Linked DNA regions of Homo sapiens: region 2 is linked to region 1. A link is a contact called in ENCODE Hi-C data. All regions are on one chromosome and are shown on one strand. Each heading gives the region's core, a stretch centred on a gene start or an enhancer-like site at or near the end of the contact. The rest is flanking DNA. Distances are from core to core; before and after follow the strand shown. Region 1 has its middle 46 kb from the start of UQCRFS1-DT. Region 2 holds the start of VSTM2B (V-set and transmembrane domain containing 2B).

Region 1 (5,717 bases), core at 2,484-4,983:
CCCCACCCAAAGCTCTGCTGAAGTCCCAAGCTGCCAGCAGATGAGAGGGTCTGATGCTTCATTAACTTCATAATCAATTCATCTCTTTGGAGAAGATCCACCATGCCAGGCTGCCTTCGTGAAGAATGAAAATGACAAATCAACAGAAACCAGCTGTGATCCAGTGAACCCAGCTCCTATGATCCCACCCAGTGCCCTCCTGGCCCTGGGAGGGGCAGAGCAGCTCACAGCAAGCCTCAGCCTTGAAAAGCAGGGTTAGAATCCTTGGCACCCAGGCCAGGGCCTGGTGCATAGGAGAGACTCAGCAAAAGGTATGTGAATGGGTAGATGATAGAGAGTAGCTATAGGGAGAAACCAGCTGCCAGGGCTTTACAGGAGAGGGGGCTCAGAGCCTGATGGCTCTACGTGTGCATTTAATCAAACATTTAAGAAGAAATAATGCCAACTGTACACCTCTATGCTCACTCTTCTAGAAAACAGAAGAGTAGAAATGGCACTCTGACCCAGCTTCATGAAACTAGAGTCAGATATTTGGTATCACGTTTTTTTTTTTTTTTTTTTTTTTTTTTGAAATGGAGTCTCAGTCTGTCACCCAGGCTGGAGTGCAGTGGCACGATCTCGGCTCACTGCAAACTTCACCTCCCAGGTTCTAGCAATTCTCCTGCTGCAGCCTTCCGAGTAGCTGGGCTCACAGGTGTGCACCACCACGCCCAGCTAATTTTTGTATTTTTAGTAGAGACGGGGTTTCACCATGTTGGCCAGGCTGGTCTCAAACTCCTGACCTCAAGCGATCTGCCCACCTCTGCCTCCCAAAGTGCTGGGATTACAGGTGTGAGCCACCATGCCTGACCGGTATCACATATTTCTGATACCAAAGCCAGACAGAGAAACTTCAGGGAAAGACCAATATTACTCATTAAATAACTATATATGCTAGAATGTCTGAAATGTGAAAGTATTCACTGTCTGGAGAATGTGGAGCAACTGGAAATCTAAGCCACAGCTGGTGGGATGTAAAACAGTGCAATCACTTTGGAAAACAGATGGACAGTTTCTTTAAAAATTAAACACACATGAAAAAGACATACACGTTTCATGTAAACCCATGATTTCACTGTTAAATATTTATCCAATAGAAATGAAAACATAGGGCCGGGCGTGGTGAAACCTGGCCGGCATGGTGAAACCCTGTCTCTACTAAAAATACAAAAATTAGCCGGGCGTGGTGGCAGGTGCCTGTAATCCCAGCTAATTTGGAAGCTGAGGCAGGAGAATGGCTTGAACCTGGGAGGTGGAAGTTACAGTGAGCCGAGATCGTGCTATTGCACTCCAGCCTGGGCAACAGAGTGAGACTCCATCTTAAAAAAAAAAAAAAGAAATGAAAACATAGATGTTTTCATACAAACACTTGTGTGTGAATGTTCCTAACACTTTCATTTCTGCGAAACTTGACACTGAAGTGAGCATCCATCAGTGTGAACAGATGAAGAAGCTGTGGCATGGCCATATAATGGAGTGTTATCCAGCAATAAAAAGTCTCAAAATAATTGTGCTCAGTGAAAAAAGCCAGACACAAGGAGTGCAGACTAATTGATGCCATTTACATGAAATTCTGGAGCAGGCACGCTAATCTGCAGTGACTCCAAGCATCCCAGTGTTTGCTTGAGGCCAAGAATGGAGGGTGAGATTGTCTGCAAAAAAAGAGAATTTTGGGGGTGATTAAAATATGCTACATCTCAGTTGGGGGGAAGTGGTCACAGGGGAGTGTTTGTTAAAACTTAAAATGTACAATAAAGTTTATTTTAAACTTGAATAAATATAAATGAATAAAAACACACAGTTTCAAACTCTACTCCTAAATATTTTGATTTAATATTTAATGTCTGGGTAGATAAAGCCTAGGTATTTTTTATAATGCTCCCCTGGTGCTTCTGGGGTAAGACCCAGGTTGGTGAAGGAATTGGACATAACTTTTGAAAAGGTCAATGGAGTCAGGTCACTTCTCTGCTCAAATCTTCACAAACACATCCCATTTCCATCTTTGCAGGTTCGTCTCAGAATACTCTGTGTCTCTCTCACTGTGACTCTGCCACCTGGACTCTCACCCATTCCTTTATTGTCCCCAGTGGTTCTGCTGGTTCAGGCTGCACGTTGCCCTTTGGCCTGCGATGCTCTTCCCTGCACAGGGCCGCATGATTTCTGACATTCATGGCACCTTCCTCAGCAAGGCCTCCCCTGACCTCTCCATCTGTGGTCACCCTCCATCCCCAGGCTCTCTCTTCATTTCTTTGTTTCATTTTCTTCACAGTGCTTATTGCTTTGTAAAATAATCTAGCTGTTTCATTACTTGTGATTCACCCTCTCCGTAGTTTATAAGCTCAATGAGAGCAGGAGCTTTGTCTGTCTTGTTCTCTGCAGTATCTTGTCCCCCAAATGGTGCACAGTAAGTGCTTAAGAAAATCCAGCTGGATAAATAAGCTCACAGAGTTGTTGTGAGGTAGTGAAACTGAAAGATTCACCATTGACCACTGAAGAAAAATTACAGAAAAGGTTGAATAAATCTTAGAACGTGACTACAAGCAGTGAAGGAAATGCAGTGCTTCATTTTCTTCTTTCACTTTCTGATATTTTCCTAAATCCTTGCAAAGAGCAAAAATTGTCATGAACTCCTATGAGTACATCTGTCCAGCCAATCAGCCACCATCCGCCTCTCCAGAAACCACCATACGGATTCACAGGGAGGAGTCCCTCCAAGGCAGCCCTTTTATACCCCATCCTCCCTGGACACAGCTAACTGGAGAAGCAGCAGACACCTTGCCCTTCCTGGGCAAATCAGATCCTCTGCAGGTGGCTAGCTAAGGTGGGAAGTTAGCTGGCTCCTCCTAGTGGAGGGAGAAGGGGCTAAGAAAGTGGAATGTCTTGCACCAGTGGGAGGGGAGCAGGGCAAATGCAGAAAGCAGCAGGCTAGACCACAGGGCTCTCCTGTTCCAAGGCCTGCTTAGCTCAAACACGTCCTCACCTTAGAATTCCCTCTCCTAGAAACCATCCATTCTGTTTTGTTTTGTTTTGTTTTGTTTGTTATCTTTTTTGCTTGGGCTCACTTGAGTGCTTCTATTAGTTGATACAAGAAGAATTGTAACTAATCAAACCTCCATTACTGTAATAATAAGAAAAATAGTGCTATAAGAATTCAATTTACATACAAACATTTTTAATATGAGTACGTATTTACAACCGGAACATAAAGAGAGGTCCCCTTGTAGTTTCTATTGTGCCATTCTTGACTTGCAGGTTCTCTCTCCCCTAGTCCAGGATGCCCTTGGAAATGTCTGATTTCCAAACCAAAGCCAGGGCTGTGGGAATGCTGATGGCGATGTGGGTGACTGGGTCCCAGGTTGTCTCAGCCTTGCGTGGGAGCAGCCGTCCCTGAAGACACCAGTGCCCCATGCCTGCTCAGCACTAATTTGAGCTGTGACACCATTTTCCAAGCTGTCACCACCTCCAGCAACAACAGAACCTCTCTGGGGGGAGCAGGGAGGGTTGGTATTCAATTTCCCTCCTCTGCTTCTCAAGAGTTGAGTTCCCAAGTTCAAAGACATCTATCATGGTGAGTGATGGATTGTATTTCAGAGCAGGTTGGCAGCAGGAGGGAATTGGATTTAGAAACAACCATCTGGCTTTTGCAACTGTGTGCCCTTTGGCCTGCTCAGCGTCAAGCCTGCTGTCACACAATCTGAGTAGCCCTGGGAGCAGACCCGACCCTCGTGTCCAGCCCAGACAGGTCTCTGTGCTGGAGAAGTAGACAGCACTCAGGAAGCTAGTGAGGACCCCATGGGGCTGCTCATGGAGGGAGTTGGGGCTGAGCACAGAGATCTTTTTGAGAGCCAACTATATGCTGGGCACTGGGGAGACAGACTGAAGAAGACAAAATGCCTGCCCACCAGCAACACTCATTCATTCATTCATTCAAAATCATTTAGTTTTTGTGTGTGTGTGTGCCTACTAGGCCCAGGCATTGGCAAGTTTGCTTCCCACTGGACAATGGGCAGCTCTTTGTCTCTGAAATCGCACTGTTGGGGCTCAGATGCCAACTCCATTGCCTTGTTTGTTGTGCAACACAGGCAAGTGGTGCTGATTGGCGGTTGAACATCAGCACCTTCCCTCTCTACAGCACTGTGTCCCCCCCTGCTGGTTGGGGGTAATAATAACACCCATCTATCTATGGTCTCTGAAACAGTGTCGACAGGGCACCTGTGAGTAGTAAATGTTCACTAATATTAGCTGGTAATACTTTTTAAATTTGCTTATTAGTTTTTGTTTTTGCTGTTACCACTTTTATTGTGTCCATGCATTCTTTACTCAGACACAATTCTTTGACCACCTTTTTAACTGACTTATCAATTGGTGTGATATCCTTACACCATCCATTTTAGTAGCCACAGCAATGGCAGATTTTAATGCAATAACTCACACTAATAAGGGGTGTCCCTCTTCGCATGTAATCTCCCTTGGGTCCCCATAAGCTGGGGCTCTGGGTGGTTCCAGAGTCTCACAAATGCAACATCTCAATGCCATCTGTGTGGTCAGCAGCTTGACACTCCGGCTGCATTTTCCATTCTGTGAGCAGATTGGGAGGCAGCCAAGGTGAGTATCAGCTTTTAGGATACCTGGGGAGAGACTGTGTCTCCTCACTGCTTAGCAAAGAGTGGAAGAACAACCAATCAGTAGGCAGTAGGCCATGACAGCACTTGCAGCTGACAAGCAGTGTCACTCTCTGTCATGTTTTCAAAAACTCTTTAGGGGTAGCAAGCTCTAGAAGACACCAGGTTATACACGTTTAGCAGAGGCTGCATGCAGGGGCAAAGAACTTGCAGTGTGTATGCTTTGGCCTTTCATTGAGATGAATCCTAAAAGTAGAAAAAACGCCAGGCATGGTGGCTCATGCCTGTAATCCCAGCACTTTGGAGGCCGAGGCAGGCAGATAATCTGATCACCTGAGGTCCGGAGCTCGAGACCAGCCTGACCAACATGGAGAAAGCCCGTCTCTACTAAAAATACAAAATTAGCCAGGCGTGGTGGCGCATACCTATAATCCCAGCTACTTGGGAGGGTGAGGCAGGAGAATCGCTTGAACCCGGGAGGCAGAGGTTGCAGTGAGCCGAGATCATGCCATTGCACTTCAGCCTGGGCAACAAGAGTGAAACTCTGTCTCAAAAAAAAAAAAAAAAAAAAAAAAAGTAGAGAAAAATAAGAAAAAGACTGGGTGCAGTGGCTCACACCTGTAATCCTAGCACTTTGGGTGGCCGAGGAGGGCAGATCACCTGAGCTCAACAGTTCGAGACCAGCCTGACCAACATGGTGAAATGCTGTCTCTGCTAAAAATATAAAAGTTAGCTGGCCGTTATGGTGCATGCCTGTAGTCTCAGTTACTCGGGAGGCTGAGGCAGGAGAATCGCTTGAACCTGGGAGGTGGAGGTTGAAGTGAGCCGAGATTGTGCCACTGCACTCCAGCCTGGACAACAGAGAGAGACTCTGTTTCAAAACAACAAGAAGAAGCAAAAACACTTTGGGAGGTTATTTATCCTTTACCCTCAAGGGACTCTCATCTGGGTAGTAAAAGAATAAAATCGTTTGATAAAACAGTATAAAAAGATGTTTAAACCCTAGTGGTGTGTAGTTGTGTGTGTACATTAGTGTGTGTCTAACAGAGGCCAAGA
Region 2 (5,642 bases), core at 2,741-5,240, 270 kb after region 1:
AGTCGAAGAGACAAAATCCCTGCCCTGCTCACAGAAAACCCACAGCAAAAGGGAGGCAAAGTGCTCCTAGCAGGGTTCCCTGTCCGAATATTTGCTAGGCTCTAACTATGGGCAGGCCCAGCTGGGAGTTAAAGACACAGAGAAAGCCAGTGTGGTGGCTCACTCCTATAATCCCAGTGCTTTGGGAGGCAGAGGCAGGAGGACTGTTTGAGGCCAGGAGTTTGAGACCAGCCTGCACAACACAGCAAGACCCCATCTCTACAAAAAATATTAAAAATAAAACATTAGCTGGGTATGGTGGCGCATGCCTGTAGTCCTAGCTACTTAGAAGGCTGAGACAGGAAGATGGCTTGAGCCCAGGGGTTCAAGACCAACCTGGGCAACACAGCAAGACCTCACCTCTACAAAAAATTTTAAACAAAATTAGCCAGGTATAGTGGTGCATGGCTGCAGTCCTAGCTACTTGGAAGGCTGAGGCAGAAGGATCGCTTGAGCCCAGGCATTCAAGACCAGCCTGGGCAACAGCAAGACCCCATCTCTACAAAAAACATTTTAAAAATTAGCTGGGTATGGTGGCGCATGCCTGTAGTCTCAGCTACTTAGAAGGCTGAGACACGAAGATGGCTTGAGCCCAGGGGTTCAAGACCAACCTGGGCAACAGAGCAAGAACTCACCTCTACAAAAATTTTAAGCACAAAATTAGCCAAGTGTGATGGTGCATGCCTGTAGTCCTAGCTACTTGGAAGGCTGAGGCAGAAGGATCGCTTGAGCCCAGGGGTTCAAGACCAGCCTAGGCAACATAGCAACACCCCATCTCTACAAAAAAAATATATATATATTAGCAAGGCATGGTGGGCTAATCCTCCTGGTGTCAGCATGATAACTCTGGAGGCTGAGGTGCTTGAGCTCAGGACGTTGAGGTGCAGTGAGCTAAGATCGTGCCACTGCACTCCAGCCTGGACAACAGAAAAAGACCGTGTCAAAAAAAAAAAAAAAAAAAACCATAGTGAAGGTGGGTCAGCTGCTCTCATCACAGTCTACAAGGCAGGGCAGAAAACAGATAGACCAAGCTGAACAGACAGGAAAGAGACTACAAGTCTAGCTCAGGCTGCTCCTTGCTCCCATCAGTCAAGGGTAGGGCCTTGCTCTCCACACCAACTCGAGGCATCAGGACCAGGGGCTCACCTGGAGGAGGGAAGAGCTTAGTGTTTTGGTTAAGATCCAGGACCCCAGAGTAAGACAGGCTTTGGGTTGATGCGTCACTCAGCCACTTACTAACTATGTGACCTTGGGCAAGTTCCGTAAGCTTCTGAGCTTCAACCATAAAATGGAGTGAAATCACCATGTCTACCCCTGGAGTTGTGATTGAGGTAAAATGAGCTCATTCATTCATTCCACAAGTATTTACTGAGCTCCTACTCTGTGCCCGACCCTGTTGTAGGCGCTAGAGATACATCAGTGAACAAGGCAGGCACAGTCTTAGAGACCTGCAACAAGACACTCAATAAATAAGGATGTGGTCCCATGTGTTGGAAGATGGCTGGCGAAATGGAAAAAATAAAGGAAGCAGAGTGAGGGCCTGGGAGTGCTGGGTGGTGGGAGGAGAGGCAGTGTAGACTGCAGTGTTAAATATGGTGGCCCAGGTGGGCCTCATGGAGAAGGTGACTGCTTGACAAAAACCAGAGCACAACGGAGTTAGCCAAGCAAGTATCTGTGGGAGAAGCATGTCAACCAGATGGTGCGGCTGGTGCAAGGGCCCTGGGGTAGAAGCATGCCCAGTGTGCTGCATTGTAGGAAGGAGAACAGTGTGGCTAGGGGAGTGTGAGCTATGGAGAAGACAGAAAAGATGAGAAGATGAAGGAAAAGGGTGAGCAGGAAGCAGAAAGGCAGATGGTTTGACCTTGGCAGCCACTGCAAGGCCACTGGTGTTTATGCCAAGTGAAATGGGAGCCACTGTGGGGTTTTTCAGCAGTGGAAGAGGGATCTGATTTCCCTGAGAAGGATCTCTTTGTCATGTTGAGAACTGATGCCTAGAAAGTGTCTAGTACATGGAAAGCATGTGAAAACATGTATCTGTCGCTCTTAGAGTAATACCAACTCATGCAGTGGGCAAGAAACACCCAACCCCACAAGGCGGTACAGGGATAAATTACTTCCAGATAATTCCCTCTAGCTACAGGGATTCTCCCACGGGCATCGCTGGTCTCCAGCATTAGCCTCTGCTTGGATCTGGCATCAGGAAAGGAGACTGCTACCTCTCCAGGTGGGCCACTGCGCAGTGGGCTAGCTCTTTCTTCAGAACCCTGCTTGGAATCAGTCCCCAAATGAGCCTGCTTTCCTGGAACCCCGCTGTGGTCCTGAATCTGCATAGAGCGGTGCAAGTCTGCCCTCTCCCTTCAGAAGCTGAGGACAGCAATGGGGCCTGGCAGGGTCTTACATTCGGGGGTCCAAAGTGGTTTCTAAGGGCACATGGGATTTCCTAGGAAAAGCTCCTGCCATGACAGAAGGAGCTGGCAACTGCCTCTGTGGAGCCCCTAGAGAGGAACTTGAGGGAAAGGAGGAAAGTCCTATAGGACCCCCTTCTTCCCTTTGCCCCCAGCAGGAGACCTTAGAAAACAAGGGCTTGATAGATGAGCCACAGTGAGCCAGGGGGTGGGAGTGACTCCTGGGCCATAGACGAGGAAACTGAAAGGCAGGCACTGGAGGCAAGAAGGGCTGGCCCCGGGCACCCGCTGGCGAGGACAGCCTTGGAGAGGGCCTGCAGCTCCTCCCCTCTGAGCTGTGCTGCGCTGGCCGCCTGGACCAGGGTGGCTGCTGGAGAGTGTTTTCCCTCTGGGTTTCCTTCTCCTTGGCTCCCAGGGAATCCTCTGGCGGTGCCTCCGGGAGGCTGGTAGCCGGGGAAGCAGGCACGTGAATCCACCGGGCTGCCCCACCCCAACCTGAGGTCAGAGCTGAGGCGTAGGGGCCGGGGTAGGGGCAGAGGTGCCGAAACGCACTAGCTGGGGACTCCCGGGGGAAGGAGATAGGAGAGACCCAAGGCGAGCCTTAGGACTCGCCCCTATGACTATGACTACGCGCTGCGTCCGAACCACATGTCCACCCCGCATTTGCCTTCGGGGACCAGACCGCGCTCCCTCAGATGGCTGGGGAGGGAGCAGACTCCGGGTGAAGGCTGGGGGAGGTACCGGGATGCCGAGTACGCCAGAGCAGGCGGGGGATGGGTTCCGGCTTCCTGCCGCCTCGGCATCTCGCTTTGCACCGGGCAAAGAAGGGGCCACGACCGGCGAAGAGCGCGTGGAGACACAGGGACCCGCGATCCAGGGGCAGGAACCCCGCCCCCTCCCGGAAACCTCCCGGGCCCTGAGTCGTGCCCGGCGCTCCCCACCCCACCCCACCCCCGCCGCCCCTGCCGTCACTCACGGCCGCTGCGGGCTGGCTAGCGTGTGCGCTCTCCGCGCCGCAGGCACCTGCTCGCTGGGCGCTGTGCGCTCACTTCTCCCTCGCGCACTGCAGACTCCCGGCGCTGCCGCCGCCACCCAGCGTAGTCTCCGGCTGGGCACAGCGTTCCGCCCTTCTCGCGGCCCCGGGCGCCCACCCATCCGTCATGGCCCAGGCCTGGGCCAAACAGCGGGGCAGCTGGTTGCCCAAACTGGGGTAAGGAGTTGAGGGCTGGGAGCTGCAGAGAGGACCGAGGGACACACGGGGAGCAGGGATGAGCGGCCGTCTCGAGCCGTGCAGACTGGGAAGAAGCCAGGGAGAGTTTGGGTGGGAGGACTCCCAACCCAAGCGGGTGCGGGGCGGGGCTGTACTCCAACCAGAAAGACGGTGGTCCCTCCGAGCGACCCCCGAGGAGAGAGGGGGAGCGCTCTGGGGCGGGGGCGGGGCGGGCTGTGGCAGGAGAGGGGAGGGCGGGGGCGATGCAGCGGTGGAGGCGGCTTGGCGCCCAGCCACTGACCGCCCCCTCCCTTCCCCTCCCCTCCCCCTCTCCCCGCCTCTCTCCGGCTCCGGGTCCGCCACGCCGGACCCGCTCTCCCCGCGCTGCGCTGGGTCGGACGCCAGGTCTGCGCGCCGCGGCTGAGCGCCCACTCGCCCTGCGGAAAGAGCCGCGGAGGAACCGGCGGGGGCGGCTGCGGGAGCCGAAGGAGGTGGCAATCGGGAGCAGAACCAGAAGGAGACAGGGAGGCAGAAGCTCGCGGCTCCGTGGCACGCACTCCCTCGGCCAGGGATGGGTCCCGGCGCGGCCCAGCCCCTGCCCGGCCCGCCGGGCAGAGACTGAACCGCGGATCCCCACCGTCCTGTGGACGACCGGACAGAGAGAGGCACTGACCGATCGCCAGCAGCCTCCCGGTGGGACCGCGTCTCCTGCACACCCCGCGCAGCGCCCCCCGCCGGAGCCGCACCGGGCAAGCCGGCGAGGGAGCGGGGCTGATTGGCGGCCGCCGGCGGCCAGGGGAGGGGGCGCCGCGCGGGGCCATGGCAGGCTCGGAGGCGTCCTAGCCCGAGCCGGAGCCGATCCGAGCCCACGCGGCCGCCGCCTCTCCGCTCCCGGGCCCCCGCCGCCACCGCGCCCCCCGCGGGAGATGGAACAGCGGAACCGGCTCGGTGCCCTCGGATACCTGCCGCCTCTGCTGCTGCATGCCCTGCTGCTCTTCGTGGCCGACGGTGAGCGCGGGAACTTTGCTGCCGCTGTGGACTCGGGGGGGTCTTTGCTGGGGCCGCCACCGAGAAGAAGAAGAAAGAGAACGAACCGGGAAGCTTCGCGGTCTCCAGCAATCCCGCTGTGCAGCCTGGGCCCGGAGGGGTAGGGAGAGGCGAGCGGCGAAGGGTCGCCGCAGCAGCAGCGCCGCGCCCGAGTCGTTCCCAGTCCCGCCGGGGCCCCGGCTGCGGAAAGGATGCCTGCGGGGAGCGGGAGTAGGCGCGCCCCAGCCAGGCTCTGGCGGTGCGGCCAGGGGCGGGGGAGAAGCACGAGTCGCCCCTGCCGCCCCGCCCCATCCGGAGGGAAGCAGTAGGCAGCCGATGGCCGGTCCCTGCCTCGGCCCTGCAGCCGCTTCCCCGAACTTTGCTAGCCCCTCCGGCCGTGCGCCAGGGAGCAGCTGCGGGGTGGGGGGCACAAGGCCAGCCAGCCAGAGACCGACTGCCTCGCTTTAGGTTGCCCCAGGCCCCCGACCTACAGCTGGTCACGCCTCTCTCTCTCTCCCCACCCCCAGCTGCATTCACAGAAGTCCCCAAAGATGTGACAGTACGGGAGGGAGACGACATCGAAATGCCCTGCGCGTTCCGGGCCAGCGGAGCCACCTCGTATTCGCTGGAGATTCAGTGGTGGTACCTCAAGGAGCCACCCCGGGAGCTGCTGCACGAGCTGGCGCTCAGCGTGCCGGGCGCCCGGAGCAAGGTAACCCGCCGCCCACGCGGTACCGGCGCGCGCCCGGCTCGCGCCCGGGGCGGCGAAGGCTAACCCAGGGAGGGAAGCAGCGGGCTTCACTCGCGCAGGGCGCCGCCCTGTGGCGCAGCCCATCTTCCACCTTCGCATCCCAAAGCATCTTCAAAGTCAGCAGTGGTTACCCCCAAACCTGTCAATTATTTTGACAGCATCGCTGTTCCCACCACCTCCCAGAACTCCATTCACGCCCAGCCCCTAAAGA

The links. Hi-C counts contacts between places; a loop is a spot of excess contacts on that map. Pooled maps may share reads with other maps.
Region 2: a map of Panc1 shows a loop between it and region 1 (2.3-fold over the local background). The contact joins the promoter of VSTM2B here to the enhancer-like site in region 1. A Hi-C loop is called at or near these places in 2 of 168 maps with a recorded cell type or tissue (Panc1 and dorsolateral prefrontal cortex), 8 of 37 single-sample maps with no recorded cell type and 15 of 50 pooled maps.

Annotation. Positions count from the first base shown.
Region 1 is chr19:29,256,503-29,262,219 of GRCh38, forward strand. No RefSeq gene overlaps it. Among named protein-coding and RNA genes, the nearest start is that of UQCRFS1-DT, 46 kb to the left of the region's middle. Within about 2 kb of position 3,734, at least 2 of the 41 ENCODE cell types and tissues checked have a DNase peak (open chromatin) inside an H3K27ac peak, as active enhancers do.
Region 2 is chr19:29,522,004-29,527,645 of GRCh38, forward strand. VSTM2B (V-set and transmembrane domain containing 2B) reads left to right here and starts at 3,991. Exons shown (of 5, transcript NM_001146339.2): 1 at 3,991-4,662; 2 at 5,208-5,392. The coding sequence starts at 4,581. It overlaps VSTM2B-DT (VSTM2B divergent transcript), which reads right to left and starts at 3,747. Exons shown (of 10, transcript NR_040029.2): 1 at 3,421-3,747. All of the region lies in intron 1 of LOC124904683 (a long non-coding RNA gene), which reads right to left.